2 separate regions of the Homo sapiens genome follow, and region 1 is linked to region 2. A link is an interaction called in ENCODE POLR2A ChIA-PET data of the cell type or tissue named here. Cell type or tissue: OCI-LY7. All regions are shown on one strand. Links, peaks and the distances in the headings refer to the core of each region. The heading gives the core; the rest is flanking DNA. Region 1 has its middle 23 kb from the start of FOXP1-DT. Region 2 overlaps FOXP1 (forkhead box P1).

Region 1 (16,592 bases), core at 3,725-11,724, 59 kb after region 2:
GTCTATTGCAAGGGTTTTATTCAATACACAGTTTTCCCTGGTTGCAGGAAAACTGCTGAAAACTCTCAGGTCCTCGCCTACATAAGACAGAAAACATCAAAGTTTGTGAAAATCACAGCACACCTCCACCCAGAGTCAAAGCCAAGAACAAACAACTTTGGGGGTTGGACTGATTTCATAAAATAATCTGAGTGACTGAAGTGGAAAACAGCAATGACTATGAACTTTAGGGAGGCCAAAAAATAATCTACTACATTTTTTTAAAATTATGCAATGTTTAGCAAACTGAGATCACTGCAAGAAAAAAAAGAAAGAAAAAGAATCACACAAACTTTACTAAACAAAGTCACATACCAACAAACATTTAAACCACTGTAACCAAGATGAGGAACTGAAGCTTGTTTTTAGTTACAGAGATCTGAGGGATGGGGGTGGAAAATAAACAAAAATCCAAGAGGAAAATCATTAATAAGATACTCCAAACTATTTTCCCACAAATAATTTCTTTAAGAAAAAAAAGGCAAGCTATACTGTATGTTTTCTTTTTTTAAAAAAAGGCCAATCTCCTGCATTCCCATCCAAATAAAACCTCTTTGCAAGCAGTCAACCGAAAGAAACTGAAATTCCATTATCATAGCATTATGTCTGTGGGGTACCACTTCAGAAAATCCTCAAAAAAGAGCTGGGCAATTAATATAGGACTCTGTAATGAAGGGGAAAAGAAAATTAAAAAAAAAAACCCACCCAAAAAGAAACTACAACAAAACCTGGATTTACATGCTTGCAGTGTATAATTTCAAGAGCTTCCTGTTTACTAACAACAACAACAACACACACACACATACACACAAACCACCCACATCAAATTTTCCAGGAAGTTAGAGATTTAAATAAAACATTTGGACTTCTTTAGTAAAACAAATGTAATTTCTTCCTAAACCACCTCTATCACTGATGGATGAACTGGTGTAGCTTTTATTGAAGGAGTAGAAAACTAATTCTAGGGGTCATATTTCTCTCTGCCCGAAAGATTCCAAGACATGTGGAGATAAAATAACAAATAATATATCAGTTTTTCATATGAAATAAGCTATTTTTTATCAAATCATCTTAAAGCAAAACAATCCGTCTCTGCAACACAAAAGCAAATAAGTATTGAAAACTTATTTAAGTAAGATCGATTTTGCTAATGTCAAGCTTAAGGCAACTCAGCAAGAAATGACAACAACTGTACTAAATTATCTACATTCGTGACATCTTAGCTGTGTCTACAAGGCACCAAAACACTGTGATGAAAAGTAAAAGTCAGTAATTGCCCAGATGTTATGTCTAGTCACCAACAGCTGGAACTTCCTCAGTATTTGCTCTCTCTCCCTTTCTCTCTAAGCATCTTTGGGAGTTTGCTAACAGACCTTTTCCCACCACTCCTCTCTGTGGCTTCACTCTGCTTTGGCCTTCGTGAGCCCCTTTTCAGCCAGGCTGCTCCTGGACTTATATGTTGACAGCTCATAGTGCACTGGGATGGAACCGAATTCTTGTCTCTTGGAATTGTCTGAATTTAAAAATGCCTTTTCTATTAAGTCAAAGCCTATAACTCTGCCGTGATCATTCTAAGAGTTAAAGGAAGCAGAATCACCTCCACAGCCACACCCTTTTCTTCTCTTCCAAATGTTCTTCTTATCTCAACCTACAGAAATGGCTTCTCTTGTAAGTAAAGGCTACTCCCTTCTCAAATCAACATCTTTAATGGCAAGAAGTCAGAATGAGAGTTCTCCAAACACCCTTCCACCTCTCCCCAAGCCTTCTTTCAATAATTCATTTTTATTTGGAGTTCCTACCCACAATGAAGCCACCATCTTTGCATCCAGAGAGTAACAGGACAGCATGCTTATGATAAGCTATAAAGTCACACAGCCCTGGGATCTAATCCTGGTTCAGCCACCTTATGACTTGTGTGACCTTGGGCAGGTCACTTCCCCTCTCCAATCTCCAACCTCCATGATCCACATCTGTGGATTGGATACATGCCTCACAGAGTTATTTGAGGATTGTGCTAGCTCAAGTTTTCTGAGAAGCATTCACCAAGAAGGGATTACACGTGCAAGAGACATATTGGAGAAAATGTCTGTGAGGGAAAATGGAGCTGAAGGAGGCTAAAAGAGTGTCAGACCACAAAGCTGGTCTGACTGCAATGAGGGAGGAAGGATTTTGAGTTGGGAAAGTCTTAGGTTATGGTGCAACTCCATCAAAGTTTCAGCAAGGTCAATGAAGCATCCTGGAGCCAAGTCACTTGTGTCTCATGGTAATGGGCCCGCATTAGTATTCCTGTGACACTCAGACATTGGTCTGGAGAAGGCTGTGGGAAGCATGGCATTGATGCAAACATAGTGGTGAATTCAGTGTGCAGCAGTTGAGACCATCGGTCACTATATGCTTCTGTCAGCGGGAAATCTGGGAAGGGCTTCTTCATGGCCACCACCAGGATTAAATGTAATAATGAACCCGAAGCTCCTACCTCTACCTCAGAGTAAGAGTGGCATAAAATAGGGGTGATGGTGATGGTGATGGTGATGACAATGATGGTGACTCACTCTTCCTATTTTACTAAAGTTCTTTGACTCTGACTCACGGTTTTTATCCACACATGTTCTGCCATCATGCTGTGAGGCTGCAAAATCCTTGTTAATGAGCTAATCTGGTGTATCCGTGTTCTCCTGTACTCAATTGACCTTCCCTTCCAAACACTTCAGCAAACACCTACTTGGCAATAACCTACATTTTATCATCACCCAAACAATCAAGATGAATCTTATGATCATCCTAGCTGGATGAAATATTCCCAATCTGGATGAAATCCTCTCCATCTGGAGAGATATTCTAGGCTACTAATGTAGGAAGAAGGGACTGAGACAAATCCTGGAAGATGCCCTAAGTGGAGGACACAGAGGTGGGAGTCCAGAAAGGCCAAGGTGGCTGAAACTCACAGGGCAGAGTATGAGAGGAGAGAGCTAACTGCAGAGGGTGCTCCAGAGACTTCCAATGAGTCCCTTGATTATTCAGCTGAGACCTGATCAGTCATGCATGTAAGGAAACTGTCCAAAGTCCGGGGGAAAAAACACACCCAAAAAGATTAGAAAGAACAATTCCTAGAGAGCTCACAGATGGCCAGAAATAGCAGATGATCCCTATGGCCAGCGTGGAAAACCTGATAATTCACAAGGCATCAGGTAGAGTATTCAGAAGAGTCTTGCTTCAAGAGGTGGGAAATAACTAGCCCTCGATCAAATGCTGACCTGGTCCCACTCAACAAAGCTTAAAAGTAAGACCCGGCCGGGCGCGGTGGCTCACGCCTGTAATCCCAGCACTTTGGGAGGCCGAGGCGGGTGGATCATGAGGTCAGGAGATCAAGACCATCCTGGCTAACAAGGTGAGACCCCGTCTCTACTAAAAATACAAAAAAAAAATTAGCCGGGCGCGGTGGCGGGCGCCTGTAGTCCCAGCTACTCGGGAGGCTGAGGCAGGAGAATGGCGTGAACCCGGGAGGCGGAGCTTGCAGTGAGCCGAGATTGCGCCACTGCAGTCCGTAGTCCGGCCTGGGCGACAGAGCGAGACTCCGTCTCAAAAAAAAAAAAGTAAGACCCACGGCTGGGTGCGGTGGCTCATGCCTGTAATCCCGGCACTTTGGGAGGCCGAGGCAGGCAGATCACGAGGTCAGGAGATTGAGACCATCCTGGCTAACACTGTGAAACCCCGTCTCTACTAAAAATACAAAAAGTAGCCAGGCGTGGTGGCACACGCCTATAGTCCCAGCTACTTGAGAGGCTGAGGCACAAGAATGGCTTGAATCCAGGAGGTGGAGGTTGTTGCAGTCAGCCGAGATCTTGCCACTGCACTCCAGCCTGGGTGACAGAGCGGGACTCCGTCTCAAAAAAAAAAAAAAAAAAAGGAAGACCGACTAAAAACAAACTGCTCCCAAGGAACTTAACCTTGTCCCAGAACAAAGCAAGAGAATGTTTACAGAAATAGAAAAATATCCAGAACCCAACAAGGTAAAATTCAGTGTCTGGCATCCTATCAAAAATTACCAGGCATGTAAAGAAGCAAGAAAATAGGACCTAAATTGAGAAAAATCAAAACCAACTCTGAAATGACACAGATGTAAGAATTATCAGATGAAAACCTTAAAAGTCATTATAACTGTGTCCCAAGGGAAATTTTTAAATATTTTGAATTGGATAAAAATAAAATACAACACATCAACATGTGTTGGATACAGCGATAGGAATGCTTGGATGGAAATTTATAGTATTAAATGTTTATTAGAAAAAGAGGTCTCAAATCAGCAATTTAGCCTCCAACGTAAGAAACAACAAAAATAAGAGCAAATAATCCCAAAGCAAACAGAAGAAATACCTAATAAATGAAATAATTCTGTTTTCTGAAAACAGAAAACAGAAAAAAATCGATAAAACAAAAGCTGGTTCTTTGAGAAGATCAATAAAATTTATAAACCACTAGCCAGACTGACAAACAAAAGCAGAGAAAAGACACAAATTACCAATATCAGAAATAAAAGGTGTTATCACTACAGACTTTACAGATACTAAAATTCTAATAAAAAATACTATGACAATTATTTGCACATGAATTTAAAAACTTAGACATAATGGACCAATTTCTTAAAAGCAGCAAACTGTCAAAATTCACCCAAGAAGAAAAAAGTAACCAGAGTAATCTTACATTTATTTTTTTGAATTGAATTCATAGTTAGAAGTCTTCCCTTCGCCACAAAAAAAGCCAAACAAACAAACAAAAACTCCTCCAGTTTCAGATGATTTTACTGGCAAACTCTACCCAACATTTAAAGATGAAACAAAACCAATTCTAAACAATCTTTTCCAGAAAATAAAAGAGGTGGGAATACTTCCCAACTCATTCTATGAGGCCATCGTTAACCTGAGGCCAAAACCAGACAAAGTCAGTACAAAACTACCCTAGTGAATGTAGCTGTAAAAATCCTCAGCAAAATATTAGCTAATAAAATCCTGCTATATATTTTTAAAAATACATCACAATCAAATGGGGTTTATCTCAGGAATGCAAGGCTATTTAATACATAACAATCAATGTAATCACCATATTTAAGGCCTAGAAACACCACATGATCATATAATCGAAACAAAAAACACTTGATAAGCTTCAGTATCCATTTATGATTAACAAAACATTTAGCACACTAGGAAATAAAGGGAACTTCGTGCTTAGTGGTGAAAAAGAGAATGCTCTCCCCCTAAGATTAGGAACGTGACCACTCCTGTTGAACATTATACTGGAAGTCCTAGAAGGTACAATAAAGCAAGATGTAATATTAAAAGACATCCAAATCAGAAAAAAAGAAATAAGTCACCTGGTGGCTCATGCTTGTAATTCCGGCACTTTGGAAGGCTGAGGTGGGAGGATCACTTAAGGCCAGGAGTTTGAAACCAGCCTAGGCAATAAAGGGAGACCCTGTCTCTACAAAAAAATTAAAAATTCGCCAGGCATGGGGGCACACACCTGTGGTCCCAGCTACTCAGGAGGCTGAGGCAGAAGGATTGCTGAAGCCCAGAAGTTCAAGGTTGCAGTGAGCTGTGATCACACCACTGCACTCCAGCCTGGATGACAGAGCAACACCCTGTCTCAAAAAAAAAAAAAAAAAAAAAGGAAAGAAAGAAAAGAAAAGAAGAAATAAAACCATGCCTATTCACAGATAACATAACTGTCTATGTAGAAAATCCCAAGAAATCTATTTTTAAAAAAAACTCTTAGAACTATAAGTAAATTTAGTATTACCATAGGATTCAAGCTCAGCATACAAAAATCTATTATATTTCTATAAATTAGTAATGAACAATTAGAACTCAAATTTTTTAAAATCCCATTTAGAATAGCTCTAAAAAAAGGAGGAAGTAATACTTAGGTGTAAATCCAGCAAAACATGTACAGGATACATAGGGTGATAATCACAAAATGCTAATGAAATAAATCATAGAAAACATAAATAAATGAAGAAATAGACCATAGTTATGAATTGAAACACTCAAATTAGTTAAGATGTCAATTCTTCACAAATTGATCTATAAATTTAGTGGTATTCCAATCAAAATCCCAGCATAATTTTTTTGAAGATAAGGGCAATGTGATTCTAAAATTTATATGGAAAGGCAAACTAAAACATCAAAAGCAATTTTGAAAAAAGAATAAAATTGGAGGACTCACACTACTGATAGTATTATTATTATTATTTATTATTATTATTATTATTATTATTATTTGAGATAGAGTTTCACTCTGTCACCCAGGCTGGAGTGCAGTGGTGTGATCTCTGCTCACTGCAACCTCTGCCTCCCAGGTTCAAGTGATTCTCCTGCCTCAGCCTCCCAAGTAGCTGGGACTACAGGCGCGTGCCACCATGCCTGGCTAATTTTTGTATTTGTAGTAGAGATGGGGTTTTGCCATGTTGGTCAGGCTGATCTCGAACTCCTGACCTCAGGTAATCCACCTGCCTCAGCCTCCCAAAGTGCTGGAATTACAGGTGTGAGCCACTGCACCTGGCCCACACTACTGATCTTAAAACTGATTACAGTACAACCCTACAGCATTTCAGACAATATTGTAATATCTAAGAATAGACACATAGACAACAGAACAGAATAGAGAGTCCAGAAATAGATGTGGCCAGTTGATTTTTGACAAAGGTACAAAGGCAATTCAATGGAGAAAGGATGGTTTTTCAATAATTGATGCTGAAACAAATTGACATACATAAGTTAAAAAAAAAAAAAAAAGGAGCCTCAGCTGGTGCTGAGGTTAATGCCTGTAATCACTTTGGGAGTCTGAGATGGGAGGATCACTGGAGCCTGAGAGGTAGAGGCTGCATTGAACAATGATCTTGCCACTGTACTTCATCCTGGACAACAGAGTAAGACTCTATCTCAAAAAAACAAACAACAAAAAAGGTACCTGTACTTTACACCTTATACAAAAATAAATTCAAAATGGATCACAGATCATAGATCATAGATATAAAATGTAAAATGACAAAACTGTTAGAAAATCAGAGAGGAGAGTAGCTTGTGACCTTATGTTAAGCAAAAAGTTTTTAGTTATGAGATCAATAGCCACATCCATATCAGAATAATTGATATATTGAATTTCATCAAAATTCAAAACTTTTGCTATGCAAAAAAACACGAAAAGACAAGCTAGTAAATGGGAGAAAGTATTTGGAAATCACATATCCAACGATGGACTTGTATCCAAAATATGCGAACAACTCTGAAAATGCAACAGAAATAAAAGAATCCAATTTCAAAATGAGCAAAAGGTTTGAACAGACACTTTGCAAAATGGATGGCAAAAAAAGAACATGAAAAGGTGCTGAACATCACTGGCAATTTGAGAAATGCAAGTTAAAACCACAATGAGAACGGAGCAGGGAGCAGGGGCAGGGTCTGGTGCGGGGTGGGAAGGGCAAGGACTGTCAATACCAAGTGCTGACAAGGATATGGAGCAACAGAAATTCTCATACCTTCATGGTGTGAAAGCAAAATGATACAGCCACTCTGGAAAACAGTTTAACAATTTCTCGTTTCTTTTCTTTCTTTTTTTTTTTTTTTTTAATATAAGAGACAATGTCTTGCTCTTTTGCCCAGGCCCAGGTACAGAGGCATAATCATCACTCACTGAAGCCTCAAACTCCAGGGTTCAAGTGATCCTACCACTTTAGCCTCCGGAGTATCTGGGATTACATGTACAAACTACCATGCCCGGCTAACAATTTCTTTTAAATGTAAAGATGAATTTACCCAAAGGACCCAGCAATCTCACTCCTTTAATATTTACTTTAGATAAATGAAAACTTGTGTTCACATAAAAACTCATACAAAAAAAGTTTATAACTTAATGTCCCTGAACTTTACACTTAAAAATGGTTAACTTTAATGTTATATATATTTTACTTCAATAAAAGAAAAAAAACACACCTCTGCTTTCTGAAAGGAAAAAAATGTTTATAACAGCTCTATTTATAATTGCCCAAAACTGAAAGCAACCCAAATGTCCTTGAACAGTGAATGGATAAACCACCTATGGTACATCCATACCACAGGACACTACTCAGTGATGAAAAAGAACTATTAATGCACCTAACAACTGGGATGAATTTTAAAGGCACCATGTTGAGTGAAGACAGGTAACCGGAAAACATTACGTAATATGTGATTTTATTTATGTGACATTTTGCAGAAGGCAAAATTATGGGGATTGAAAACAGCTCATTAATTGCTAGAAGTGGGGCAGTTTTGACTACAAAGGGGTAGTGCAAGAGTTTCTGGGGGTGATGACACTGTTCTGTATCCTGATTGTAGTGTTGCCTACGTGAAGCTATGCATGTGATAAAACTCATAGAACTTTACACCAGAAAAGGTCAAATTTATGGTACATTAATCTAAAATTAGTAATTAATAAAATGGAAATAATTATCAAACCCATCATCTTTTTAACAACAGCCACTCCTGCCACCAAATACACAAACAAAAACCAGAGACACACCATTCCCCTGTCCCTGCATTCCATAATGATTAACGGAGGCCACTCGATAGCTACCACTTAGTCCTCATTCTTCCCTACCATTTTGGCTTAAGTGCATCAGGTTCTGTTGATAGTAGCATCTGAAATGTCTCTTGAATGGTTTCTCTCTTTGCTAATCCTAACATGACTTCTCCAGTTCTATAGTCTAAGAACTCTGGTTTGGATTATTTTTGTAGCCTCCAAAATGGTTTCCCCAATCTGTTTCAATTCATCCTTTGAATTTTCACCAGATCTCTACATGACCATCTTTTGCTTAAAACAAAAAGAAATCCTCCAACGATCTGCCATCATCTCCAAGATAAAGTGTAAACTTTACTTCCAATTTTCTCCACATCGATCTTTTTACACCTCCTGAAGTAGGCTGCCCTTTCTCACGTCCCCGCCTTTAATTAAGTTGTTCCCTCCTCTTAGCTTTCCTTTTTCATTTGAAAACATCCTTTAAAGTCTCATCCAAATATTCCTAGGCAGCATTTTTCACACTCCCCAACTCCCCTCCCTTTAGTCCCCTAGCACTTTTTCCATCCTTCTGGTGGAGAACTCAGCAGGTTTGGGGGCTGCAATGTTCCAGTCCACTTCCCCACAAAATGGTCAGCTGCTCGAGGACAGGGACTGTGTCTCATCTATTTCCAATGCCAAACACAGTGCCTGGCACTGAGTGGGGGTGCTCAGATCGCATTTGTTGAAATAAAAATTAGAATAACTGCTATCAACTTAGTAAAATGTCACCTGGACTTTCAATTTTTCACTCCACAGTCCTGGTGTCCTGGAGAAACAGCTTCAGTCATTAGTGCATTTTTACCCATTTGTTAAGAAGTTCTTATTGGGAGTTTACTCTGTGCAGGGTACCAAAGGCTGGGGGTGAGGGGGCGGGTATACAAGAGTGGGAAAGGACAGATGCATACACTGAAGGAACCTAATGATGTTCAGACAAGATTAATGCCCCAGATCTTGACTCCTTTTAATATTTATTCTAATACCATTTTTCTTCTTTAATAGAATATGAGAGTCATTCCGATTTCAATAATTCAGAATATATTCCTGACTTGAATATGGGTTAGTCCTCTAACTACATTTACTGTCCTTCTGGAATAATTTCTTGCTTTCTGATTTGGGCCTTCATTAGTTGTCTTTTTTTCTTTTTAATCAGTTCTTCTCCTCACCCACAATTTTTCTTTCACTACATTATTAAATCTGTCTCCTTTAAAAATGTTTTTGGATTTCAAGTATGAGATACATGGTTTAATCTCGAAAGATTTTGTTTTTAATGTTGTCATTCAAATTTTTAGAAAAATCAAAAGAGAAAGAGTATTATCCCTGAAAGCCTAAATGATAGAATCAACCTATGCTCTCTACACCCGCTGTCCGGGATTCAAGCAACACATTACTGCAGGGCTTGGCAACTTTATAAGTATTTGGAGATAAAACTGCCTGATCACTTTTGTAAAAGGAGCTTTTAATTTGTAAAAGCAGTAATAAACTCTCATTTTAAGAAAGAGACTATAATCTTAGGCTTTGTTTTAAAAATGTATTATATTGAACAGTGGCCTAAGCTTTTGTGATCCTGTACACCTAACAGTAAAATGTTTTGAGCCTGCACAAATATATGTATTTTTACTCATTTATAAATTATATATGTATACATAAACAACTATACTAATGTACTGATATGTATATGTACAACTGTGCTGATGTGAGCATCACAATGCATGCATTTAACATTAAATTTTAAAGAATGAGATTAAAGGTCAGGTATAGTGGCTCACACCTGTAATCCCAACAGTTTGGAAGGCCAAGGCAGGAGGATCACTTGAGGCTAGGAGTTCAAGACCAGCCCGGGCAACACAGTGAGACCCCCCCCCATCTCTATTAAAAAATAAAAAATTAGCCAGACTATTTAGAGGACTATGGTGAGAGGATCACTTGAGCCCAGGAGTTGTTTTTTTTTTTGGGGGGGGGGGTTGTTTTTTTTTTGTTTTGAGATGGAATCTCATTCTGTTGCACAGGCTGGAGTACAATAGCGCCATCTTGGCTCACCACAACCTCTGCCTCCCAGGTTCAAGTGATTCTCCTGCCTCAGTCTCCTGAGTAGCTTGGATTACAGGCACCTACCACCACGCCCAGCTAATTCTTGTATTTTTAGTAGAGACGAGGTTTCACGATGTTGGCCAGGCTGGTCTCAAACTCCTGATCTCAGGTGATCCACCCACCTCAGCCTCCCAAAGTGCTGGGATTACAGGTGTGAGCCACCACGCCCAGCCAAGCCAGGAGTTTGAGGTGACAGTGAAGTGTGACAGCACCAGTGCACTCCAGCCTGGGCAACAGAGTGAGACTCTGTCTCAATCAATCAATCAGTATTTTTTTAAAAGAATGAAATTAAATATATATGTTAAAGAAGTTCTAATACTTTCTATATGCCAATAGATTATACCAGATGCCCTGTGTGTGTACTCACCATGCTTTGGAGACCATACATATAGAGAATGTATCCTTCAGCCTGTTGCTGGAAGGCTTTGTGGGGTTGTTTTATGAGGAACATGGACAAATTAGAACAAGTGTGAAGAGAATGACTATGATCACAGGAGGGGTGCCCAGCTTACAGTTCCCCAGTGACCATATCTAGGCCATCCTTTCTTCTATTCTTCTATTCTTCTGTTATCCAAGTCTAGCCTCCACACTTCTACCTAGAGCTGGTCCTGTTCATAAGACTTCAGGGTCAGATTGCCTAGTTATCTACATCTTCCAATAGAAGTTATGCCAGATGCAAATTATCCTTCACTGTCTGATAATGGACAAGTTGTTGTACTTAAAAATCAAGCATAAATTCTGGCCAAATTTTACCATTGTGCCTTTACTTTCCAAGCACTATTAATGAAAAGATCTTTTTACTATCAATCAAATGTCTTTCTTTATCTTTTTTCCATTGTGGCACTGGTTGAAAATGCAAGTGTCCACAGGAACCAGGCCAAGGAGAGCAATGAGAAAATAGTGCCATGTTAAAGGTGATCAAGGGAACCAATAGAGAAGGGTAAGGATGGTGGTGGGCTGGACAGACAGTGACCACATCAAGGGGCAGCTGCCCAGCTCCTTCCCATCATGAGATCCAAGGGCTTAAACACCAGACCTTCCAACTTTCCAGTGGCGCTGGAAACACCTTGCTCCTTGTATAAACTATCTTGATTTTTAAATGTTAATATTTAACTTTTTAAATAGCTGAACATTGTACAAGGTGATCACGTACATCTTCAGCCAAGTTTTGCCTACTGGCTGCCACATTGTTTTCTCTGCTTTAGGGCAGGGGCTGGCAAACTACAGTTTCCAGGCCAAATCCAGCCCACTGTCTGTTTTTGTAAATAAAGTTTTACTGGAACACAGCCACCCTCATTCATTTATGTACTGTCTTCTGCTGCTTTCGTGCAACAATAGCACAGTTGAATAACTGTGATAGAGACCATACAGCCCACAAAACCTAAAATATTTGCTGTCTGGTCCTTTACAGAAAAGGTTTGCTGATCCCTTGCTCTGGGGTCTTGAAATTGATAGACTCTCCTGGGTTCTCTGTTTTTTTTCCAGCAGATCGGCTATAGTTTCTAAATAAGTGAAAAAAGAAGAACCCGAAACAACCTTTATTGATCTGCTGGTGGTCATTTGGTACCATATACAGAATGCCAAAAAATTTTAAATTGGTTGTTTTGTCATCACAAAATGGAATAATCGATTTGAATACTAAGCAAGCCCTGGAATAACAGAATCATGGTTTTGTAAAAAGACTGGGCACCAGAAGCAGACACACCTTTGTTAGAATCCCACTTCTGCCACCATTAGCTGTGAGGCCTTAGACTAAGTACTTGACTGTTCTGAGCTGCAGTTGTATCATCTGTAAAATGGTAACATTATTAAATGAATAATAATACCTACCTTACAGGCTTGGAGGTGAGGCTCAGAGGTAATAAATGTCAAGCATCTAGTACTTAGAAGCTTAATAAAGATGGAGCCCATCTTAAGGGTGGCAGTAGTAACAGTATCATGTAGATTCAAATTTTCCTCCCCAATACACTTTCTTAGACCTTCTTTGATAAGAAGAATGAGTCTAGGGCTCTTGATATTTCAAAGGAAGTTTCAGGAGAAACAATGAAAAGTCCTTCCTTTAAGACCCAGTTACAGTGGCTGGAGAGTGAATCTCTCCAGTGTAGGTGCTCAGGAAATATGCAGAAGACGTGTTCAATGTTGGTTGATTTGTTTGGATGAATGGATGTGTGACTGAAAGGATTAAAGACAGTGTAAAGTCTAAAAGAAAAGAAGCTGAAGCACAATAGTCTTCCTTTGCACTGTTTCTAAAGAAATTTGTCACCAAGTAGAATTACATAAATCCTGACTGTAAGACCATCTACAAAAAGACTAACCCTCTCTCTTCAACAGCCAATGCCATGAAATAAAGCAGCAGGGTAGGGCGTGGTGGGGGTGGAATGTTCTTGATTAAAAGAGCCTCAGGAGGCCGGGTGCAGTGGCTCACACCTGTAATCCCAGCACTTTAGGAGGCTGAGGTGAGTGGATCATGAGGTCAGGAGTTCAAGACCACGCTGGCCAAGATGGTGAAACCCCATTTCTACTAAAAATACAAAAATTAGCCAGGCACAGTGGCAGGCGCCTGTAATCCCAGCTACACGGGAGGCTGAGGCAGGAGAATCGCTTGAATCCGGGGGGCAGAGGTTGCAGTGAGCCGAGATCACACCACTGCACTCCAGCCCCTGGGTGACAGAGTGAGACCCTGTCTCAAAAAAAAAGCCTCAGGAGACACCATGACCCCTAATGCAATGCATAGTCCTTGACTGGATTCTGGCTTGAACAAGTCAGCTATAAAAAAACTTTTGGCAGCATTTAAGAAATTTAAATATGAATTGGGTATTAGATAATATCAGGGAATTAACAGTAATTCTATTGGTCTTGATAATAATATTGTGGTTATGTCATTTTATGGACACATAATCAAGTATTTATGGTTAAGATGTAACAGTGACTACAATTTATCTTAAAACACTTCAACCAAAAATAAACAAATAAAGAAACAATGAGAAAGAAAAAGGAAGTAATAAATATGGGAAAAAGTTAATTGTTAAATCCAGGTGATGAATATTCTAGTCTTTCTACATTTCTGATGAGTATGACTTTGTAATTTTACATGATAAAGTAAAAAAAATAAAAATTATTTCTTAAGTTTTTAAGGATGCTGAATTATATTTATTATATGTAAAATCATTTATAATACTAGGTTACCCTTTCAAGAATAGTAAAGTCACCTTTTCCATTGAACTCCAGGCATTTTAGTAATGAATCAGCCAAAAAAGCTGGGTGTGGTGGCTCACACCTGTAATCCCACCACTTTGGGAGGCCAAGACGGGCGGATCACCTGAGGTCAGGAGTTCAAGACCAGCCTGGCCAACGTGGCAAAACCAGGTCTCTACTAAAAATACAAAAATTAGCCGGGCATGGTGGTGTGTGCCTGTAGTCCCAGCTACTCAGGAGGCTGAGGCATGAGAATTGCTTGAACCCGGCAGGCAGAGGTTGTAGTGAGCCAAGATCACACCACTTCACTCCAGCCTGGGTAACAGAGTGAGACTCTGTTTCAAAAAAACAAAATAAAATAAAGCCCAAAAAAGTAATATTACTAATAGTATTAGTTTCAGTATATTGGTTTGTTATCACGGCTGTAACAAATTACCACAAATTTAAAACAACACAAAATTATTGTCTTATAGTTCTCCAGGTTAGAAGTCCAACCCAAGTTTTACTGGGCCAAAATCATGCTGTTGGCACCCGGAGGCTCTCAGGGAGAACGCTTTTCCTTGATTCTAAAGGCTGTCTGCATTCTCTGGCTCATGGCCACCTTCCTCAATCTTCAAAACTAACAACCTCGAGTCTGTGTCTTCGCATGCTTTTCTCTGTCCTCACATCTTTCTGTGGCCACTGCTAGGAACATGTTCCTGGTTCTTGAGGAGCCATGTGATTAGATCGGGCCCACCTGGATAATCTAGAACACTCTCCCCACCTCAAGGCTCATAACCTTAATTGCAACTACAAGGTCCTTCTTGCAGGGTAAAGTAGAATATTCACAGGTTCTGGGGTTAGGGTGTGGGCATTTTGGTAGAGGGGCATTCTGCCTGTCACAGATACTATTAAATATAGTAACACATGATATCACAAGTAGCAGAATTGTATATTTCTTTTCTTTTGAGACAGAGTTTCATTCTTTTTGCCCAGGCTGGAGTGCAATGGCGTGATCTCGGCTCACTGCAACTTCTGCCTCCCGGGTTCAAGCTATTCTCCTGCCTCAGCCTCCCAAGTAGCTGGGATTACAGGCACGCGCCACCACACCCAGCTAATTTTGTATTTTTAGTAGAGAGGGGGTTTCTCCATGTTGGTCAGGCTGGTCTTGAACTCCCGACCTCAGGTGACCCACACGCCTTGGCCTCCCAAAGTGCTGGGATTATAGGCATGAGCCACTGCGCCCGGCCCAGGATTGTATATTTCAAATAACTGTAGCAGCAGCAGCAGCAGCAGCAGTTCCCATTCCTTGAGTATCTACAATATGCTGAGCACCTGCTACAGGGTTTCACGTGCATGTTCCCATTTAACCCACACACCACCATGAGGTTCATGCTCTTATTATCCCTATTCTGCAGATGAGGAAACTATGTTCTGAGAGGCTGTGAGACTGTAAGTCAAGGCCAGTCTAATCATGAGGGTCACAAGATGACTTCCATGCCTCCCAACTCTTATCCTGTCTCTAATTTCCTATGCATCTTCCTAACCCTGTAACACACACGGCACTTAAACTAGTGGGTGCTGCTCACTCGCTAACTGGCCAAATTTCAGTTACTCATCTTAATTCATCTCTGTCAGTTCTTTTATTTTTTCTCACTTCTTTTTAAAAGAAAAATATGTACTTTCTATTAGATTTCTTCAGGAGAAAGCATTCCCAAATACTTAAGCAAATATAGTCACCAGCCTGGACAAGTCATTTGCTTGTGCAAACTGATCAGGACAGATGTCACTTACAAAAATATTTGACTTGGAACTCATGTGCTTGTTGGCCCAGACACCTTCAAAACTGGGGTTTTATTAGGAAATGCTGGTTAAAAGAACTCATAGAAAGAAAACGTTAAAAAAAAAAAAAAAAAAAAGAGCCAGTGCTGGCTGGGCTCAGTGGCTCATGCCTGTAATCCCAGCACTTTGGGATGCCGAGGCAGGTGGATCACAAGGTCAAGAGATCGAGACCATTCTGGCCAACATGGTGAAACCCTGTCTCTATTAAAAACACAAAAATTAGCTGGGCGTGGTTGCCTGTGTCTGTAGTCCCAGCTACTCGGGAGGCTGAGGCAGAAGAATTGCTTGAACCTGGGAGGTTGAGGTTGTAGTTAGCTGAGATCATGCCACTGCACTCCAGCCTGGCAACAGAACAAGACTCGGTCTTAAAAAAAAAAAAAAAAAAAAAGAGCCAGTGCTCCTGAAATGGGCTGATGGAGCTTGGTGCCATTGTGGTTTGTCAGGGAGGAGAGTATAGGAATGTTACGTGGTTGGTTGTTCTAGGTGAATGAATAAGTTAGGATTACCGCTCATTCATCCTGAATAATCTTAGCATCTAGGGGCTTTGGTGTCTCTAGGCAAACTCCTTCTTTCCCTCCTCCATGAAGGCGAAGCAAAGCTACTCTAAGATATCTTTTGACACACCTTCAGTGATTGTACTTGACCCCAAAACTCATAAAACCATTTCTCACTCATATACCTCAATTTCAAAATGATTTATAGTAATTATATTTCTTCCAGAGTTCTTCAAATTTTTGTAATTATTTTATCTAACAAGCTCTCCATAGAGAAACTTGATTTAGCATACCACTTCTTGTTAGAAAAGCTTACAAATTTTTTTTGAATAGTCACAGAGGCTAAAATTCCAACATGCTTCTAGT
Region 2 (16,592 bases), core at 4,655-12,654:
GGCTCACTGCAAGCTCCGCCTCCCGGGTTCACGCCATTCTCCTGCCTCAGCCTCCCTAGTAGCTGGGACTACAGGCACCTGCCACCATGCCCAGCTAATTTTTTTTTTTTTTTTTGTATGTTAGTAGAGATGGGGTTTCACCGTGTTAGCCAGGATGGTCTCGATCTCCTGACCTCGTGATCCACCTGCCTCAGCCTTCCAAAGTGCTGGGATTACAGGCGTGAGCCGCCGCGCTCGGTCATCTCTGTTCTTTTTCAAGTGTTTTGGCTATTCTGGCTTCCTGGCATTTCCATATGACTTTTAGCATCAATCTATCGATTTCTGCCAAAAAAAAAAAAATACCTGGGATTTTGGTAGGGACTGCAATTAAATCTGTAGATCAACATGGAGAGTGCCACCTTGATAACAATAAGTCTTCCAGTCTATGAACATATGATATCTTTCCATTTACTTAGGTCTTTAACTTCTTTCAAGAATATTTTGTAGTTTTCAGTGTATGAGTTTTATACTTCTTTTATTATATCTATTCCTAAGTATTTTTGATGCTATTGTAAATACAATAGCTTGAAATCTTTTTTATTAGCATAAATTTTAAGTTGGAATTGTAGAAAGTCAATCAGTAGATGTACAAGAAACAAGGACCAAAGCCTAACAGAAATCGAAGGTAAAACTAAAGCTGGATTTCAGGGAGATACTATATGTCAAGATTCATGTCAGGCTTTTTAAGCTTCATGAGAGCACAAATAGTGTCTGTCTTGCTTATCCTGCACACCTAGCACATAGTAGACATCTAAATAAACACCTGTTGAATGAACAAAGTTTATCAGTAGCAGAAAACACTTAAAATCTGTATTTTCTAATCTAGGCAATAAATATGCCCTTAAATATTCATTTCTTCAAGCCCTAGGTTGGTCTTAATGGTGTGCATTGAAGATATTACTGACGATAATGAGGCAAAATATTCTCAAGCATGACACAAGTTTGGTGAGGGCCCCTGCCAGGTGACAAATCCCCTTTAGTCTTTCCCAGCTAGAAAGTTCAAGACAATGTCACTAGACAAGGAAGAGAATAAGAGTAAGCAGGAGAGGAAGCACCTGAGCTTTTTGCAAACAGCACTGGTCCGCCAGACAATGATGTAAACAACGTCTAATGACACCCAAAGGTAAAACAAGAAATGCTGCAGAAGGTGCTAGAAAAGAAAGAGTGAAGGGGGGACAAGAAGGGTGAGAAACACAAACCAATCTACAGGAGAAAAATGTTGAAACTCAAGGCTAAATATGGCATTTATCACTACTTTCCTTTGTTGTCAAGGGTAACAGATAATCAATTAAAATAATAAACTTTCGTTAAGGACAAGAATACTGTATGTGCTGCAGGGGCACCATGCTAAGTGTCTCATGTACATAATCTCATTAACTTCTTGGGACAACCTTAAGGCAAGTATTATTATCATCACGATTCTAGAGCAGGGACAACAGAGACCTGGAGATGTCAGGGTAATTCACCTAAGGCCTCGCTTCTCCAAACTGCCACCGTTGGCATTTAAACCCAGGTCTCCTGACTCCAAATGTGTGCACTATGCTGAATATGTATGAATACAGACATACACGCATATTGTGTACACTTACAAGTGTAGCAAATATCCAGTGCCCTAATATGGTGGTGAATATGTTTAGTTACTAATGTGAATCCAAACACCAATGAAAGATTAGAAGGAAACAAGGTTTTTAGGACCACAAGTTAAAGAGGTAGGAGAACATTAACAAAAAGGTTACAAATATCTTGCCATTAAAACCCCACAAACCATGAAGCCTGAGATTCCATTGTTTCCTGCAGCCACTGAGGCAATGCTGGCTTTGAGTCCTGAATCTGTCTCAACCGTGGTATGTAACTTTGGACAAGTCCCTTCTTTTAGCAAACTGCACTGCCCTAATTTATAAGGCCATTGCCAAGTCTAGGATTCTACCAATTCATGCTTTTTCCAAGCTTTCAATTATTAGGTAATCAACTTTCATCGCACACCTATTTACACCTTTACCAAACTCACTGGTCAATTATAATTCTCAGTCCCTGTTAAAAGAGAAGAATAATATTTGGGCATATGTAGACATACCCTAGAAGAGAAAAGCATTTTTTAATGAAAATAAAAAAAGAAGGGTATGGGAGTTGGGTGGAGAGATTTACTCTGATAAAGTACATCTTGAGCCCTTTCTTTCCTGGCTGGTCCATATTTCTAAATCATTTCCTTGCTTTCACATAGTAAATTTTCTGCTAGATGTCTAGATATGCTGGAGATCAGGTTACAGTGTGAAGGACAAAAGATAAAAACAATCTGCATACTTCCATCTGGCTCTTCAGAACAAAGTCTAGAGACTTGAAATGTGAGGAGAGAAGCATGCTACTCTAGCTGCACAACAGATACAGCAAAATGTCACAGAAACAAATCTTTCAAGAGAATCCGAGATGCTGGAATGCGTATTTCACCAGAATTTACTCCGAGAGCATTAAAAAAAAAAAGTTAAGGCTCAGATACTGAACACAATGTTGCCTCTGTTACAAGAAGATGAAAAGTTGAAACAGACCAATGCATTAGAAAGTCCATACTGTACTGCAGAGATGCTATTCTTATTGCTGTCAAAAGACTCCTGGTTTTAAAACAAACAAAAAAACACCTTCTAGATTATTTATTCAGACGGTCTTGCCTAGTTTTTAGGACTCAAAAGTCAACACTCGAGGTTTGACTCTGGTCAAACTACTCCTTTGCCACATGGCATCACGCCGCGCGAGACAGATTTTCAGTATGAAAGAAACCAGCAGTTTCCAATACAAACATGGGCTTTCCAATATATAAAATTTAAGAAAAGCCAGGGTCTGTATAGAAAACATTAAACTGGCTTATATATCAAAATCATGAGGTTTAAGCAGAAATGCAGCATTAAAATAATTTACAAAATGGCTCAACAATGAACATTTTCCTCTGTGAAAAAAACAACACCCTTAATGTTTTTCATATGGCACATAAATTTTACAATACCTGCAGGAATATTTTCATTGGTTAAACCAACACCATAGGTCTTTTTAGCTCTTAAGCATATTACGATTCTTGCCTTTTTATGGCATTTTTGTTGTTGTTTGCACCCAATGTAATAAGCTTTTGAGAACAAGAAACAAACCACAATAAAAAGAAAAAAGAACTACCCCTTTGTAACTGCAACTTTCACAAGAGGGGTGGGGGAGCAGAGCGATCGAAATCTCGTTTTTATAGCTGCTATCTTGATGCAATTAGTGTAAAATAATTGTCTGCACAGGCCAAAGTAGAGGCTAAGTTGAGGCACTTGAGTGCATTCCCGAAAATGATTTCCCTGCCTCTTCCTTCAGCCTGCTGCAGCAGATGTTGGCTGTTAAGCCGCACAGACGACACAGTTCATGACTTTTCTAAGACGGCTGTGTGCCACATCTGCAGTTGATGAAATGGAGAGCAGAAGTGTGGCAGACACACAGAGGAGAGTGTGAGCGAGGCAGGCAGGCGCAGGCTGGGCCAAAGGAACTGTCTTGAAGGCTGGCCTAAAAATAGACACATACTCACACTCCTCCCTCCGCAGCCAGCTCATAAAACCCGGCCTGCCTGTCCTATTATGGAGTCAGCCTATGGCAGACACTTCCTGCATCCAGCTTGGGCTGCAGATAACACAAAAGCATGGAGGCAAGAGTGGAGGGGAGCAGGCGGTGTAGCATCCTCAAACTGCAGCTTCGCTCTCCGAGCCTCGGTATAACTGGGCTGTGGTCCAAGTTCAGCTGGGCCCCCAGAGAAAGGCAATGCTTGTGTTTAGCCCGCACAATACTGACATAACATTAACAGATTTACATATGCAAAACTGTGAAGCAACAGGCATTCCCCCTCAATTGACCCACAGCTTGTAGTGTCTGCCGAGTTATTCCCCGCTTCGGCTCTGTAACCAAGTGGGCGGCATGCGAATACCATCTGGGTACCACTTATTGAAAACTGGCAGTCGCTCTGTAATAGGCAAGCTGGCAATAAGAGGGAAGGGAATAAATTGCATCATTTAGTTAACATCCACTTGCTTTGCGGCTGTTAAAAAACCATGACTGAATAATAATTTGGTTATTTCTTTTGCCAGAAACTGCTGTCAGCCAAATTGTACTACGCACGCTGCAGAAGTCGACTTGCAAAATTTCCACTTGAGAAGGGACTGAGGAGGATTGGGGCAAAATGGGCACCAACCTCTGGCTGTTAGCAGTGGCGACTCCTGCTGCACAGTGGCTCTGTGTCCTCCAAGTGTCATCATCCCAAATGTAGTTGACACCAAGCCCTGGTTAGCCACCTGGCCATGCTGAGCCCCAGCACCAAGCTGTGATGTGTGGTAACACCCTCAAGCAGCTCAGATCCAAGGGTGTATGTGACAAGTGGCATCTACGTGACTCTCAGCTAGCCGTGGAGGCACATGTGGCCAAGCAAAGCTTGAGCTGACATCCCCCAGTTTCTGCCTCAAAACAGAGTGGGGAAGCAGGTCCACAGAAAGCCTGAGAGCTGCAGGCCTATATCCCTCTACTTCTGTGCCTGGAGCAGGCAGACTGAATCATTTCTTTCTGGTTTACTCACCTGCTTTCAAATACAACTAACAAAGAAAGTGACAGAAACCTTAGACCACCACATAAAGGTAGAAGTGATCTTCATTCAGTAAAACCCATGTGTTTGAAGTGGTTCTCTTTTGAATATATTTGTAAAGATATGAAATTCTCTTATTTACTATATGCTGTGCCTGTGTGTGTTTACACACTATATATACACATATACACACATGTATGTGTGTATACACACATATACACACATATACACACATATATGTGTGTATACACATACATATACACACATATATGTGTGTATTTCTATTACTTTCCTTTACTATGTCTTTTAGGAAAATCAGAGCCGAATACATACAAGTGACCAATGCCGTAGCAGTATTAAAAAGATATAAGTACTTAAAAGATATAAATAAAAATATATAAATCCTTCTATAAAGGTTAGAAATATTTTATGATATAAATCCAGTTATAAAATATGTATTTATTTCTTTTAATAATTTATATCATCTATAAACTGCTATAGCATTGGTCAATTACATATATTTCCACTTTGACTTTTTAAAAAGATGTATCAAAGGAAAGTAAAGAAATGGAAAAAAAAAAAAAGGAAAATTTGGAACAAAAAAAAGGAAAAAGCAGGAAAGACTAGACAGACTCTGCTGATCGTGGAAGTACTACAAGTGAACAAAGTTTGATCAAATTCAAAGAAAAAAGGAAGATGAGAACATTTGCAGTGACACCAATGGCAAAAACATACGTTTCCAAAATCCAAACCTGAAGCACTTGGGAAGGAATGGCTAAACAATCTTTCAAAGCCCAAGACATTTAAAGACCACTCCATTTTATATGTGGGGTGGTCTTTCTGAAAAATAACACAGTTGGCTGGTCATGCATTAAAATAAGCAGAATATGATCACAAAGAGGTAAGAGAGACAAAGGAGACAAGACCAAATCGTCATGTATTTTACAAATCACAACTGTTGTAAGTTACCATATGATTAAGTGAAACTTGGATAATAGTTCTTTTCCAGGCAATGAGGGTAGTCAAGAAAGATAATAGGGCTTTTTTTTTCCAGATTCAGCTTATGATTGTAATCTCACCTTGCTCTAAACAGCTTAGAAGGCAAAGAAAAGACAAAGTCAATTCTGTATCTAGAGACATAAAAAAATGTTAAGACTGTAAAGCAATACGCTGAATTTGCTTCTTGAAAGGATGAGAAAGAAAATGATATTTCCAAGTCACCACGCTTGCAGTCTGTTAAAAGGAAGCAAAATAGCGATTTTAACCAGGACCATGGGTGGTAAAACAATTTTTTTTTTATTAAAAATAACCATTTTATTTACACATGTACATGCGCGCATATGCTCCCTGAAAAAAATCAGCATGCTGTCATGGAAATACCACTGGTCTGAGGGAGAGAAGGACTGGTTTTCACCAAAGCTCAGCCACTTTCTAGTTGAGTAAGTGACCTTGGGTAAGTCACAGTTTGTCTGGGCCTAATTTTCTTTTCTTTGGGAAATAGTGATATGTAACAAAGCAGTGTTAGAATTTCCCAAATCTGAGAGAAATAATGGTTTTCCTAATAGCTCTTTATTGCACATTTATCATTCCAAAATGTAAATCCATCCTATGAAAATAAATGAATCAGAGTTACACAAGATTTCAAAATTACTCTCATTTTACTTTGCAAATTACACTTAGGGTAAATATTGATGGGGTTTTGTTTGTTTTTAAAAATACACATGCTGAAGGACTGAACTGCCTTATGCAAATATTTATCTTCTAGAACATTATATGCTCCTTAATGTTTGTTTAAAATCCTAAAAGTTTTCAGTAACTGCAAGATTTCTATTTAATATGCAATTCCATAATAAATAGCTATAATATAAATTTAACCTATATATATCGTTTTCGCAATAGGTAGGAACCAAAAGTAAAAGTCTGAAGAACCTACAACCCAAATATGATGTAAGCCAGCTTAAGATTTTGGAAAATATTACATTCCTAGAAAACAGATTTTTAAGCTATTGCCATGTCCCTTTTGTTGCTGCATATTTAAAAGTAATCACACTCTCCCTGGTTTTCACTGTTTTATTCATCTTAAGCTCCTCTACCAGTGAACCATGGGCACAGGTTTCCAGAAATCACTTTAAATGTTGCATATATCCTGGCAAAAGTCCAAAATTCTAGCCAACATCAGTATTTTCGAGTTAACCTTAATCAACTCTATTGCCTTTCAAAAGTGGAGACAATGCACTTGACCCTTGTTCCATGGAGTATGTGTGTGTGGCTTTTCCCCAGGAGGGGTCATGGATTTGCATTAATCCATACAACACCTTCCCCCACCCACCTCCCCACACTCCAACATCCAACTGCAGACATTCACAAGCCAGCTGGCGAGGGTTAGTGGTCGGTGGCCAGGTAAGAGAGTGAAGGTAACTGGTCCACAAGAGGCAGGAATTCCCACTTTGGCCTCATTAGCAGCAGGGCCAAGCAGCCAAGGCTAAAGTTAACATTCACGAAATACACCTGGCTAATCTTGTAAAGAATAAAGATTTGCTCATTAACTGAGCTTAGAGAAAGGTGTGACCCACAAAACCGAAGAGCTATTTTCAGGTCCTTAATGGTCCAAATTTCGTGATCAAGTTACAAATTCCATGTGGTTCTTCATAAGGTCCCTTTAAGAAACTTTTCGATGATGGAACAGTGGAGCCTCTGGCCATGTCATTCATATACACACAGAGATGCACAAACACCTACCCACCACTTCTATGATGCAGGGTTGAATAAAGCTTAATGGAAGTTAACCTTCTAGCCTGGGTGCAAGATACCCAACCACCGAGATGCTGTTCATCAGGTACCCCAATGCAGCGAAGCACACCTCCAAAGCCTTGCTGAATGGCACTAGCACCAGTGCCACTCCTTGCTCATTTCTAAGAGGCTCCTGGACAGTGAAGTCAGGGAGCTGCCTAGCCTCTGCAGCCCACTCTAAACGGACGATGATTTGCTGATGGTGATTTCTCCTGCAAGGACTACCCAGAGCCACTAATGGAGGCAAGCGCTGGCTTGTTGCTTGAGCTTTCATCTGAAAATAAAACTGAAGGGTCAATTTTCATCATGAGCTTGAGAAAAGAAGGAAATTGCAAAGAAAGGAAGGGGAGAGAGACAGAGACACAGAGAGGAAGAGAGAAAGGAAGGAAGGCAATTGCTTGCTACGAAGACAAAACAAATTGTGAAATCTAGAAATAAATACTCAGGGCTGAATTCTAACACAACTGTCACTGCTGTCAGTTTTAGGAAATAAAACTCTTATGAAATACAAAAAGGTTCAAGGGGGAATTCAATCTATCTGAGTTTTACATAAACTAAAAATTACAGGTTTCTGAAACAGTTGGGATTAGCATTCTTCTTAGGTAGTTTAGGAAAGGTTACCCTTTCCTCCCCTTCATTTTAACACTGTGAGGGGTCTGCCTGCCTACCAAAATGCAACCAGTGCAGCCCCAACCACCAGATCAAGGAACAAACAGTGCAGGACTAGACAGCAGGTTTGTGGAAACCCAGCAAGAACGCTCTTCTTTGAGGAAAGGAGGGCTTGGCAGGTAAACAACCATATCAGGCCTTATCCAAAAAGAAGGTAGAGGTGGGGCCTCTAGGGCGAGGCCCAGATGGTCTCCACGGATTGCTGTGCTCCTTTGGGCCCCGTTTGACCTCTTTTTAAAGGGCTCTGAATACCACTAGGGAACCAATGTCACCCAGCAAGGGCCACTCAGAGCCACACTTAAGGGGCAATGCATGTATTTTCTTCCTTCTATGACATTAGAAGGCAACTTGCTGTTCTTGGGGCCCAAGGCAGAGAAGAATGTGAACACACAAAGTTCTTGTAGAGAATTAGTCCTGGCACAATTACCTAATGGCCTCTTCAACCAAACACCTGGTTGGCTACTTATCAGTAGCAACCCTATAAGCAACCCATTCCAGCAAGGTCCAGAGAGAAGAGAGGACAGCTGTGACTATTCAATCCTTTGGTGGTCATCATCACCTCCCATATTTATGAGGCCTTTTGGCCACAATGGTCTGAGCTCTTGTTGTGTACATCTTTATTAGTTGGAAGAAAAGGTCTAAGGTTTCTTTCCCAACTCAGAGAAGTCCTCTTAAACCAAACTGACTTAGCCAGCCCCAGGTCAGTACAAACAGTCAATTTCATAAGAGGACAAAGGGCTTTGGAAAAGAAGTGAACAGAGAGAGAGGATGAGGCAATCTGCAGTTCCTCTTTGGCTGGGGCCTCTCAATGGGGCCTCATTCTTTGTCTCAAAGATAGACAGGAATTCCAGCATGGACAACACCCCCAAGTTTAAATATACCTTTGAAAATGTGGGTGACTGGCAGATTATTGTAAACCACTGATCATCACCATTAATGTGGGTGTTTTAAAAAGTTGGCCCTATGAATGGAGGTTGAATGCAAGATCCAGCTCTAGTTTAAAACTAAACACACACATACACAAATACACACACACACAAATAGCGTAAGTTTATATGTTGGTTATTTTTCTCCCAAACAGCCTCATAACAGTCTAGCATAATTCAACGTATTTCCTGTCCCCCTTCCTCAACTGTTTTTGTTTTTGTTTTTATTTTAAGACAGGGTCTTGTACCGTCACCCAGGCTGGAGTGCAGTGGCACTCTCACGGCTTGATGCAACCTCAACCGTCAGGACTCAAGCAATCCTCCTGCCTCAGCCTCCCAAGTACTATAGGTGTGAGCCACCACACCCAGCTAATTGTTGTATTTTTGGTAGAGATGGGGTTTCACCATGTTGCCCAGGCTGGTCTCAAACTCCTGAGCTCAGACACTCCTCCTGCCTTGGCCTTCCAAGGTGCTGAGATTACAGGTGTGAGTCACCGCACACAACCCCATTTCTTTTTTATTTATTCCTTCCTCTCTATTCCCCAGCCCCCTGAAACCAGACTTGGCCTTTACCCCCCCAAAAGAAATGAGATGAAGTCAAAATAAAAAGACAAAGCTAATACTAATAAGAATCACTAATATTTCATCAGCATGTGCTATGTAAAAAGTAGTCAGCATTTTGTTTATACTGTATTGACTCATTTAGTCAAAGCAGGACCATGATGAGGTAAATATTGCCATTTTACAGATTTAGGAACTAAGGCGGTGTGTTTAAATAACATATCCAAGGTTAATAAGAGGCAGAGCTGGGATTCAAACTCAGGAACGTTAACCACTGCACAACACTGCCTCAAAGGTGTATTAACCCAAAGAAGTTAATTGTTGACTTCTGAGCTGCTAAGGGCCCACCAGTTGGTTATATATTGGGTTTTCAAGGTTAATATTAACTTAATGAGACTTATGCACTGACTCTATATATGATGCAACTCAACTCTTAGCAACATACTGAGCATACACCACTTAGAACTAACACAACCGAAAGAATGATAAATTAAATAACCTTCTCCCCTACCTAGTGTTTCTTTCATGGCAACAGTTCAGTCGCTGGGGTTTTCCCTCATCTCTAACTTCTCTACTGAGTAAAGGCACATGTTTTTAGACTCCAAAATACATATACTTTATTATTTAAAAAAATTTTTTGAGATGGAGTCACACTCTGTTGCCCAGGCTGGAATACAGTGGCACAATCTCGGCTCACTGCAACCTCCACCTCCCAGGTTCAAGCGATTCTCCTGCCTCAGCCTCCCAGGCAGCTGGGATCACAGGCATACACCATCACACCTGGATAATTTTTGTGTTTTTAGTAGAGATGGGATTTCACCATGTTGCACAGGCTGGTCTTGAACTTCTGGCCTCAGGCGATCCACCCACCTAGGCCTCCCAAAGTACTGGGATTACAGGCATGAGCCACCACACCTAGCCCAAAACATATATATTTTAATAAAACATATCTCAAATATTTCAGTTCACAGGTTAGATATAATGGGAACAAAACTGTCTCAATTTCAACTGTAACATCAAATCATCACATGAACTGAGACTTGCTGAAAGCCCTTGAGGATGGAAGAAATGGTAAATTATATTACAGAATACTCTAATGCTGGGAGTAAAAAAAAAAAAAAAAAAAAAAAAAACGCTCTCTGGTAAACTTTTAATTTTTTTAGGCCTCTTTATATTTAGAACATGCCTTTCTAAAATTTGAAGCTAAGCATATGTCAAAAAATTTTTTTTCAAAGAACCTTATTTTTAAAACTATAACTACAAATGTCAGACAAGTTCATTGTATAAAAGTACTGCAAACAGTATAGCATAAATAAATCAAAAGCAAGTGTGTGCCCCACTCACCCTCCCGCCTCCAGCCCTAACACAGTTTATTCTTCAGAAGTAGCCACATCATTGGAGTTGGCGATGGTACAAAGCGGGGAGAGGAGGAAGCCTGTGGAGACTTAGCTCTCTCATCTCCATGATCCCCACCTGCCCCCAAGTAAAACGATTATAAATCACATAGCAAAGCTGGTTGAGAGCACAAACCCTTCAACAAAACCACGTAGGTCTCAATCCTACCTATTCCACTTATCCGCTGTTGACCGTGAGCTAATATGTTATATAACCGCTCCGTGCCTCAGTTTCCACATCTGCAAAATGAGGATAACAGGAGTTCTTATCTCACTGAGGCCTGGTGACAGATAAATTACACAAACTAATATTTATAAAAACAATTAAAATCATACTGCCACAGAAGTTTTATTTAGTTATCTATTGAATATATTTTTAAACTAAATTAACATCCAGTGAATAGAAAGCAAAGCCATGGAAGCATGTGCTGAAAGTGACCAATTTAACTTGTAAAGAAAAGAAAACTACTGGAAAAAGAAGAAAATAGATTATGTTTCAATAAACCCATAAGGATACCACTTATGTGAACAAAGCCTCCATTTTTATTAATTCAACTTGGTTTGTGGTTCAAACCCTTAAGATCAGTCCATTAGACACCAGCTCATATATTCGGGTAAAAAAAGAGAATTTCTTTAGCTATTTACATTTATCATATTTATACCACTCCGCAGCATACAGCTGAGGTAAAAAGCAGCAGGCTTGCCATGCCATTGCCGCTTCCGAGAGGCCCCCTTCAAACAGAAGGCACTCTCTGCGGCTCCTCCTCAGACACGATGAAGCCGCCATTGTTGCCAGGGTTTCCTTCCAGACTTCACGGAGTTGGGTTTCACTTAGGAGACAAATTATATAACTAGAGACACAAAAATTCATGCTCACTTCAATAATATTACCAGGAAACACTGAGAAAACTGGTTTTTATCTAATATTTATGCACTTCTGAATGAGATTCTGAGGCAAATAATGCCTGGAATGGATAGCTTTAGTGTTGAGTTTGGTGTTCGTGTTCTGGCTTAAATGTTCAAAGGGGTAAATACAAATTTTTCCAAAGGAAACAATTCCTACAGCATAAAACTATCAAGGTTCCATCCACAAAAACATTCTATAAAATGTCAAGACATTTATAAAAGTGTGCTATAAAACAAAATGACATAAATTACAGGATATTTCTACTTGTTGATTCTGAACACAACAATATTTAACTATCTTTTCCCCAAAATACTCCAGGGATTACTCAAACGCAAGGGTAAGGCATAGAAAACTACTTTTCTGTTTGGTGAATGGCATTTCCTTGGTCAAAAGAAAACCTTAGAAGCATACCAAAAACCAAAGTAATAAATGTGGCAATGGCCTGGACAGACAGATTACAAAGATGATAGCCATGATTCACATGCATAACGTTTCCTGGTTCCTCAAGTTATAGTTTATGTTCAATACATAAACTTCTGGCATATGAAACAAACATTCTATCTTTAGTTATTTGTTTAAATGGAACTTTGCATTTCTATTCAAAAACCAATTTTAACTGTTTTGAATAGATAACATAAAAATAGAGACAGGATCATTGCCACATAGGTGGGAGTGGTTATAACTGTGATACAACAAAACTGCCTCAGATATAAAACATTTGAATCTTTTGATCTCTACCATCTATGATCGGGCTTCTAGTATAATTCACATGGAAAGAATTTAAAGGATGGAATATACTATTAAAGCAAATTCCCTTAAGTTTTTCATATTATTTAATTTCATCAAATGCATCAATCACCTCTAAACCATTCCCTCCAGGAAGTGTTGAAATACTCAGCATTTAGTGCCTTTATTTTATCCTAATTTTCTGCAACAATATTCAACCAAGCATGCCATTCATCCTTTACTAAGTGCCTGTCTTTGTGCAAAGATTCCACAAAGACACACAGATAACAAAACAAAATCCACCTTCAACAGAATTAAGTCTAGCTTGAAAGAGAACTGTATAAAGAACTAACTGCTACCAGTATTACTGAACATTATTCTGTAAGGCAGAACCAATGCAATAAAGCAGGAGAAAGAAATATGGGAAAAGGTGCTGATATTGCTACCTATCAGATGTCAAATTTCTTAGTTTTTGGAAATATAACAAAAACACAGCCCTAATGAAATTTCAAAAAGATAATCAAATATAAAATGTACAAAAAACAGAACTATGTACATATTAAAAATAACCAGTAAGAAAATATAAATATTTCTTTATTTTCTAGGTTCAGACACATAACTACAAAATTTTCATGAGAAATAAAAAGGAATACTTGAATAAATAATTATATTAGTTTCCTGGATGAGCAGATGTAATACAGAAAAGATAAATTTTTCTGAGGTAATTAAATATTTAGTATTACAATCAAAATAAAAAAGGAAATTATTTTTAACAAAAAATTCCAAAGGTCATTTAGAAAAACTAAAAAATAAAAGCAAATAAAAAGTTTTAAAGTCAAATAGGGACTATGAAATATTTGATATTAAACATATTATAAAGTACAATAATTCAGACAGTATGGAACTGGCAAAGAACTAGGCAAAATATAATAATAATATTGATGGTATTATAATGACAGCAAGTATTTGCGTAGTTACTTAAATGCCAGGTGCTTTGTATTTACAGTTACCAAATAATTTATCATCCTAAGATAGACTATTAGATTCTTTTGAAATTGGTATTTGAACACCAACAATAATATAAGCAGAATAATCTTCTTAGTACATACACCTGTACTTCAATCAGTTTCTTGGCTGTACTTGTCTCTTACCACATCACCAGTAAGTTTCTAGAAGAATGTCAGGAAAAATGTCAGTCTTTATTATTTTTATTATTTTCATAAAATTGCCTACAGTATCCTTCAAAGTTGTATTTTATAGTTAATAAATACAATTTATTTAATTATACCTTCAAATGTCAGTATTTCTGGCCCATAATATTAACTGAGAAAATATTCGTTCCACAGGTACTAGAGTTACCTGTTAGCATACCAAATTTCCCTAAATTGAGGATATTCTCAATTCTACTATGTGGTATTGAAGTCCCTAAATATAACAGCCCAAATATTTTATAGGTCATCATTTAAACTCTATTCTGAATATCTTTGACAAATATTTTTACAAGATGAAATTCATCAAATAAATAAACTTGCTTTATAATTGCTTGAAATGTTTGGCCAAATTTGGATGCTGCAAAATTGTAGGCCTCATCAATTTCATTTCTATACGGAATTCACATTATCTGATTTAAAATAGGAGTTCCATCAAAAGCTTCTTCCCACTGGTGAGAGGCTTCCAAATACAGTTACAGAATTTCAGAATTAAAAAATGTTCACTTTTTGAGCTCACATTTAACTTGTTCGGTTCTTCACTGGTTTTTTCAGGGATAAAAATGGTAATATTGTCCTGTTTGCAATCTTTTTTTTACCAACAACTGAAATTTGCTAACAGTCTCAAAAGAAATTGTGTACATATGTATGTTCATTCTTTGAGTTATTAAAATTTCCAACAGAGTCTGAACAACATGTAACTACAATTTAGAGTGCACATTTACAAAAGTTTAATAACATCAATGGAACACTTACACTGATTTACAAAATAGTTTCTCAAAGTCTCAAACATTTCTAAAACCTAACTGATAGCTCAAGTACTTATTTGTATTCAACATTAGTCTCAAAACAGAAACTTTGTAGTTTGGTTATCTACGTATATATAAAATTATTTATAAATGTTGGTAGTTAGCTACAGTTTCTATTCAAGTGATATATATTGCAGTTTGGATGCAATTATAAAATATATGGTCACTATAATCACTTCCAAGTATGGTACATATTTGCTCCATGGGTTTCTGAATCTAGTAAAACCAGTTTTTACCACAATATGTTCTCCACCAAAATTCAAATTTAGGCTGGATACAGCGGCTCACACCTATAATCCCAACCTTTTGGGAGTCTCAGACAGGAAGATTACTTGAGACCAAGAGTTCAAAATCAACCTGGGTAACATAGCAAGACCCTGTCTCCACAAAAAGTTTTAAAAAAGAAATTAGGCAGGCATGGTGGTGCACACTTGTGGTCCCAGCTACTCGGAAATCTGAGGCAAGAGGATAGCTTGAGACCACGAGTCAAGGCTGCAGTGAGCTATGATCATAACACTACATTCCAGCCTGGGTGACAGAGGGGGACTCTGTCTCTTTAACAAATTTTTTTAAAAATTAAAAATTCAAATGTGTTTAATCACCACAAAATCAAATAACTTTATGTTCAATGTTAAACTTTTTAATGGAATTCATAATTATTTCAAATAATGTTAGATGCTTTACCTTCAACAGAATGAAATTCTGTTGACTTAATTTGTTGTTTGATTCCGTGTACTGGATGGAAAAAATCAAACTATTATTGGTATTACCTTAACTGAGTTTCTATTTGAAACATCCAATGGTATTAATGTGAAGCTGGCACCATTTATTGTCTATAAAGAAGTTCTGTAAACAGTGCAATACATTAAAAGTTATCAATCCTCTTTTTGAATGTGTTTTAAAAATGTTAGAATCCAACGTAAGTGAAATTAATTTAGAAAAATTCAATCTAAATGAAAAGTCATGCTTCACAGGATAAAATGTAAACACATTTTCTTTCACTTTGTGTGGACACAGTCTCCTGAAAATATGTACTAATTCTGAAACAGATGCAGTACCTTCTTTAGCAAATGGGTCCCCTGATTTGTATATGCTTGGTGATTTCATTATGTCCCCAAGAGTAGATAGTAAATGTCAAAAATATTTTATAGAAGTTAATGTTTATGGTCAACTTCCTTGAAAAATAGGGGGAAATTATGTAATATTTCAGTAAACAAGCTCAGTTATTTTTAAGCTCATAGCTGCCAAAATGGTTTCTTACAATGTATATATTTTTTAAACTTTACCAAATGATAAAAATAAATATTTGTGAGTTTACAGTATTCAAAAATGACAAAACCATAAAACCTACTTTATTAAGAACACTCAGACTGCTTCTTTACACTCTGCAGCGGGACTTCTCAGCCTTTATTTCAGATAAATTTCATGAAAACTAACCTAAAGTTTCCTATCCGTCCCCAACCCTACTGACCAAATTGAATTACTGGTCCCTAGCCACTTACACCAGAGCACACATTCCCTGAAACAGAGGTGTTCATAATGGTGTGCACAGAAAGGGTTAGGAGAAAAGGGATTGCTGGTCATCTTTCACAGAGCACCATATAAGCATCTCACACACTACAAGAGAAGACCATGAAGAAATAGGAACTGCACATAGTCTCCTTGTAATAATACTTTAGCATAAAATGAAAAATCTGAGACAATGCTAACCCAGGAGTCACTGTCCCAGATAAACTGACATAAATAGTCACTTCTTTATATAATTATCTCATTTACTGCCCATGGCACCCCCATTAGATGGTTCTACTATAATCCACATTTTCATGTAAGAAAATGTTGCCTTTAGATGTTTACAGTGGGTGGAACGTGTTCCAGGGTCCATGCATATAATCAACACTTAATATTGCTTCTCAGTGAAACCGAAAAAAGTGCATGGAAATAAGCCCTACATTAAAATTTAGCGTATACTACAGCT

Evidence for each region. Peaks named below come from ENCODE experiments on the same cell type or tissue, not always from the same donor. Only the 100,000 strongest peaks of a DNase experiment are listed, where the experiment ranks them.
Region 1: POLR2A ChIA-PET joins it to region 2 with 5 read pairs; 4 of 35 experiments call an interaction of 5 or more read pairs at or near these places.

The regions. Positions count from the first base shown.
Region 1 is chr3:71,599,395-71,615,986 of GRCh38, forward strand. No RefSeq gene overlaps it. Among named protein-coding and RNA genes, the nearest start is that of FOXP1-DT, 23 kb to the left of the region's middle. In OCI-LY7, for the core only: no CTCF peak of the experiment used is centred there; no DNase peak of the experiment used is centred there.
Region 2 is chr3:71,539,181-71,555,772 of GRCh38, forward strand. The region is part of intron 2 of FOXP1 (forkhead box P1); the gene reads right to left. MIR1284 (microRNA 1284) reads right to left here and starts at 2,909; the gene lies at 2,790-2,909. In OCI-LY7, for the core only: no CTCF peak of the experiment used is centred there; no DNase peak of the experiment used is centred there; H3K4me3 peaks cover 1,291 bases; H3K27ac peaks cover 3,442 bases.